Regions from separate parts of the Homo sapiens genome. Here region 2 is linked to region 1. Evidence: chromatin loops called from intact Hi-C (ENCODE). Cell type or tissue: B cell. All regions are shown on one strand. Each heading gives the region's core, and the rest is flanking DNA. Links, peaks and the distances in the headings are about the cores only.

Region 1 (2,915 bases), core at 109-2,608:
CACTGTGATAATAGCATAAAATACAAATATATATTCGTATAAACATGTATTAAGATATTGTGTTGAATGTGTACTGTAAGCCCTATATTATGCATATCCCATTGGGGAAGCTTATCAATGTGGACTGAGCCAGCTGAGGTCTCTTAAAATAAAGTCCGTATAAATTGGAGGGAAGACACCACTTCCTGAAGTAGGCAAGCCCGAGTGTCTTCCTGCCCCTAGGGACTTTCAAACTGCATTAAAAATGAGAATCATCTGTCTCAAAAATGTTTCCTTGTCAAGTTAATTGAATGGAGGAGGAGGTGGGGCAATGCCCAATCACCTCTTCCGCCTCCGTTTTAGCAAAAGCCAAAGGGCTTCTGGGAGCAACATCAGGATTTGTGTAGTGTTGGCGTCTTAAAGTCATGCTTTACTTTTTAACGATTCTTTTTAAGTTATAAAAATAATGCCGACAGCCAAGCCATGGCGGGTGGGAGGGAGGGATGGGGGTGTCCACAGGTAAAGACCAGGAAGATAGCAAAATTCAATTGAAGGCTGTCCTAGACGTTGCATGGAAGCCGCGGTTGCCTCTCACTAGCTGGTGTCCTTGGGCTAGTTACCTAATCTCTGACAGGGCTGACTTCACAAGCCTGTGTCCCAGGCAGTCACTCAGGGCCTGTGATCAGAAGGACACCTCACTTGGTTTAACAGTCTGCTGTGGTTTCAGTCTTGAAGTTCTTAATTTTTAAACCAAAGACCCCACATTTTTATTTTACACTGAATGTCCTAAATCATGCAGCCAATCCTGCTCTCTGAACTCAGTTTTTACATCTGTAAAGTGGGGGTCATGACACCCTCCCATTGCAAGACGACTGTGAGGGTTACACACTAGTCCAGGGGCTGACAGCTCTCAGCACTGCAGTTCCCTGCCCGGCCATCCCAGTGGCTGAAACAACAGTGTTTGCAGTCATTCTCAGGCCCCATCTCAGAAGGAAGTCTTTAACGACGGGCCTGAGACCATGACTCTGAGCTTCCGGAACCTTTGAAATTCTCTCTGTTTATTATTTTTGTGACTACCATCTGTTTCCTGTAGCAATGAACTCTTTAAATGAAAAGGTCTGTGGACTGAGGGGTGGAGCAGGAGGACAGCGGGGAGACTCCACCCTCCAGGGCAGCCTGGCTGGGGAGGAGAGTCCCCAGGGGAGAGTTGGCAGAGCAGAGCAAACAAGCAGCGTCCCCAGAGTGCCTGCAAGGCAGGAAGGAAGATCGCCTTCTCACGTTGCACCCTGTTCAGCTTTCCGAAGAGGGAGACAAAGGTGGAGTTGGAGCCAGTCCTCAGATTCGCGTGACTCCATGGCCCATCTTTTGCCTCCCTCTGCACGCCATGAGCTTCTGTAGTTAAAGGGCTCCTGGGGGCTGCGGCTCACCATCGCCCCACCTCCGCAGGTGGACTCTGGCAGGTTCAAGGAGGTAGAAGTGCTGAGGGACCCTGTCCTCTTGTCCTTTCTATCACTGCTACCCCAGCAGGTGTCCAGGCCCCCACCCCATCTCCACAGTTTGCAGATGGCCTGCGATGCTGAAACAGGAACATCCATGAGGGAGAAGTCGAAGGTGCCAGACAAGCACTCGGGACATGGCTGGAGGTTCCCCTCTGAGCTAGGAGGTCCCACCAGCTGTCCACAGAAAGGACCACCTTTGCAACTCCCATGTGTTGATGCTGTATGGTAACGCAGTAATAAGCTGGAGGGTGTGGAGGTGCTGACTGAGAGCCCTTGGGCATTGTTGGTGGGTGACCCAAGTCCCCTCTCCAGGAGGGGCTGGGCAGTACCTGGAAACTGAGTTTCCTCCAGCCCACATGGCCGCAGGACCTCTCTCCTTTATTGTGTCCCCTCCATCTCTCTTCCTTCCCCACCCAGAAGAAACCTTGCCATCTCCAGGCCCAGAAATTCATCTTGTTCCCAGCTCTCCTCCCCACTTCCGTCACTGATGCCCATCAGTCCTTCTCCTCCCCGCAGGCCTAAGATTTTGCAACTCCAAGGCCAAGAGCTGACATTCTCTTCTCTCCGAGTTGCTGCCTCTCCCGAGGCAATGAGAACAAAATGCACACAGCAGCCAGAATGGAGGAGGGGACGAGGGTAGAGAGAAACACCAGGAATAAAAACCTCATGCCTTCATACTTTCAGAGTCACCCGCCACCCCACTACATGCTCTTGAGGATTTATGGCAAGACCCATGATGATTTTTTTTGCTGATTTGTTTCACAAAAAAAAATTGACCTATGACTGTGGGAATGTGTCACCAAAGGAAAATAATCTCTTAGGTGACAAGATGCTGGAGGAAGGAGAGGTCCCCTTGCCTTGTGCCTCAAGACACCAAACTATCAAAGGAGGCACAGGGAGAGACCCAAAGCCCAACATTACCTGGGCTGGTACTGATTTCTTGAGGCTGAAACCAATCAAGTTTTCTCAGCCCCAGGCCCCTGTTCCTCCACGCTCTGAAGATGACCATCTGAGGCCTTTAGAAAGTCACTTTATGAGACAGTGGTCTCATAACAGTGGTCCATAGGTAGTGGTCACCACAGAGTCTATGATGAAGCCACAGGGGAATTTGTGGGAGTTTTAATGTTCAACAAGAAAGCCTACTTACAGGGAAGTTAGACGTGCTTCCATCCTTTGCTTCTTTCAATGGCAGCATTATTTAGCCAGTACGTTTTAATACCTCCGTTAATTAGCATAAAAAATATTTTGGAAATGTCCTCACCCACCTTGGGAAGGCTCCCAGCCAGGTTACAAGGGGAAGTCTTCTCTTTTCCCCTCAGTAAGCGGGAGCAGCTGCAGATAGACTAACCATCGTCTACCTTCTTGTTGGTGAGAATAACTGTCCAACCAGCAGCACGGAGGCAGTTCTGAGAATGAAGGAGCTTGCTCAATGACTAA
Region 2 (2,915 bases), core at 172-2,671, 67 kb after region 1:
ATTTCCTTTGGTTCATTAATAAATACTTTAAAAATGTATTTAAAAAGATAAGCAAAGCTTGCATCCCAGACACAAGCATTATTTTAAAAAGGGGGGAACATTGTCCATGCATTTGAGAATAGGACCACAGCAACAAATGGCACTGCTTTATAATCTATACCTTTGAGAAAAGAATTTAAATTATGGTACATTAGTGACTACAGAATAGTTTTAATGTAAATGTGAAAGGAACCTTTCCTGTTGGCTACTCAATTCAAGCTGTTAATTTTTTTATTTGTTGCCTCCACAGACAGAAATTACTGCTATTATTAAGCAAACCAGGTTTTTAACACCAAAATGTGGTGCTTCATTACAAATCAGGCTGCCCTCCCGTGAGTCCCTAAAGGTCAAATAAAGAGAGGTAACCTCAAATTCTCATGCTTGAAATGTCTCTGAAGTACTACAAACTCTGTATCTAAATGTAAAAGTCAAATAGAAGAGAGACCCCACATCCAAACAAAAGCAAAACAAAATTTTAAAAAATTATTTTAATAAGGAGAGGTGGAATCTTATTAGTGGTCTTTGATTATTTTTTTTTTTTTTTTTTTTGCAAGACAGTAAAAAGAGTGAAGAGAATGAAATAGAACAGTTTACTCAAGCTATCTTTATGTCCAGGAAGAAAAAAGATTACATGCTGCTCGCAGTAAGTACGAGCTTTCCCTGCAACTCTGGCTGCAGGCGCGCAAGCCGTTCACCACTGGAGTTCCTACCACAGCAGGGGATTGAGAAATGTCTCCAAACACTGAAAAGCTCCATGTCAGGACTGGATGTGTGGTTGATAACCTTTGTTCAGTAAAACAAATCATAGTAGGTTTTGAGAAGGAAAAAAAGAATGCTCACAACTGAATCGGTAGAGTGAAGGTTTATCAGACAAAGGGACATGAGGCAAACAAATTTTAATTACAGAAACCACCACTGCAATGTCATGTAGAAAGGAGAAACAAGGGACTAGCTTCCTGGATGGACCAAAAATACAGTTTATAGACTGTTTCAATCCTAAAACTAAGACAATTTCTAGATTTACCTCAGACATGAGTAGAGGTCTGGAAAATGGATGGAATTCAAGTTACAGAATACCATATTTTCATGAGTGCTTATGTAAGAACAGCAAATGATAACATGTAACCGTAATTTACACGAATACTTGGCATTCTGGAGCTACTTTAGTTACTTTTGAATGATCAAAGCCCTGCCCAACTAAACCACTTGTGATTTGTCAGTTATTCCATTGCAAATGCAGGCTATCTGGAGCAGTCTTTAAATTTGAGATCACATTGTTTAAAAAATATATATTTTTATATCGTCCAGTACTCTTTAGACAGATGAGAGAGTCAAGTTCCCACATGGATTGGAACATACTTCATATAAGACTGATTTTAATTAAATTTCAGCACTTTCATAGAAGGGACTGTCCCAGATCTGTAACTGTTCAATGTTGTATTCACTTCACAGTGTATCAAGCACCAGCGTTGCCATGGATTGGTTTCAAATAACCCTTTATATATAATTTTATATTTATATATATATAGTTATATCAAAACTGATAGTACATAGTATAACTGGAAGAAAGAACTAAACTTAAAAGGATATGCTGAAAGGATGGAGTTTGTGAACACAATAAATAAAAGTTCCCTCCCCCTCCCAGCCCTCCCCACCGGCAACAAAACAAAAACAAAAAACCAGTTGTAATGTACATGGAAAATTGTGCACAGCAGATTTTTTTTTTTTTATAAAAAGTAGATTCAGGAGCACATCCAATTATAAATGATTGTTAGGAAAATCATATAAAACAATGGAATACATAAAAGTGTCAAGAGTAATCGTCAGGGTGCGAAATTCCTTGGTGGCCAGATGCCCATGGCAAGCAGAAATTATCCTGGCAGCATCACTAAGAGGTCGATGTCCACAGAAGATTCTCCAGGGATGCAAGCAGCATGGGCAGGTGGAGGTTTTGAATTTCATACCCTGATTCATAGTTTTCACAATTCCATGTGCAATTTCAGAAAGATTCATCATTGACTGCTGACATGTCGCCCTTTGGCGTGGAGGAACGGGAGGAGCCCTTGTCTGTGCTCTCTGACCCCGAGCTGCTCTGGTTCTGCTGTTCTGACCCTGCACTGGAGGTCACTGTGGATGAGGATGTCGATGAGGAGCGAGTCTTTTCCTTAAAGTCTGTGATAATGACGGTGACGTTGCCCACAGTTACTGCCAACTGCTGTGCAGTGCTCCTGTCCACGTTTTTCAGCCGGGGCCTAGAAGCAACACCACAGGGGAAGAGCCAATTAAGTAAGTTATGGATCAAAAACAGCTTCTGGCAGAATATCATCAATACGCACAAGACTTCATGACACTGTGGCAATGAATCCGAACTGCCTACCACACATGCCAAAGCCGACTACAGAGTGTGCTACTCAGTTTTAGCAATAATCCAACAAGCACGGATAGCAAAGCTTGGGACCAATGTAAAATTACTATTATCTGTTTCCTGTTCTGGCCACAGTATTTAAAAAAGAGAAAAAGTCACCAGCCCCACCCATACTTAGCTCTTCACCTTCTTAGCCTACAAACCCAAGGCACAAAACCACCCTGGATTCATGATTACGATTAAGTAAATCAGAGCAGTGATTTAGTATGTCATTCTAGTTTCCAAGTACCTTGAGGTGTGATTTGTTTCGCTGGTCTTTGTTGTAGCATTTGCAGACTGTATGCTGTTTGCTTCACTAGGAGGATCTTTCAGAATGTCAGACTTTGGTCTAAATGAGGGAGATACAAAACAAACAAACAAACAAAAAAAACAGGCATTTAGAAGATATCTTGAATTCACTTGCAAAGTAATATCCTGTACTTAGTTAACCAGAAACTTACTTGGTTTTCTT

The links. A loop is a pair of places that touch in the nucleus more often than their neighbours do. Peaks named below come from ENCODE experiments on the same cell type or tissue, not always from the same donor. Only the 100,000 strongest peaks of a DNase experiment are listed, where the experiment ranks them.
Region 2: it touches region 1 in a loop (2.4-fold over the local background); 3 of 110 quality-filtered maps call a loop at or near these places.

Annotation. Positions count from the first base shown.
Region 1 is chr3:72,309,614-72,312,528 of GRCh38, forward strand. LOC105377159 (a long non-coding RNA gene) reads right to left here. Exons shown (of 3, transcript XR_940960.2): 3 at 2,739-2,884. Among named protein-coding and RNA genes, the nearest start is that of RYBP, 140 kb to the right of the region's middle. RefSeq lists enhancers at 733-1,042, 1,223-1,402. In B cell, for the core only: no CTCF peak of the experiment used is centred there; DNase peaks (open chromatin) are centred at 248 and 1,118; H3K4me3 peaks cover 1,277 bases; H3K27ac peaks cover 1,975 bases.
Region 2 is chr3:72,376,347-72,379,261 of GRCh38, forward strand. It overlaps RYBP (RING1 and YY1 binding protein), which reads right to left. Exons shown (of 4, transcript NM_012234.7): 2 at 2,905-2,915; 3 at 2,694-2,792; 4 at 1-2,291. The coding sequence ends at 2,039. Among named protein-coding and RNA genes, the nearest start is that of RYBP, 69 kb to the right of the region's middle. In B cell, for the core only: no CTCF peak of the experiment used is centred there; no DNase peak of the experiment used is centred there.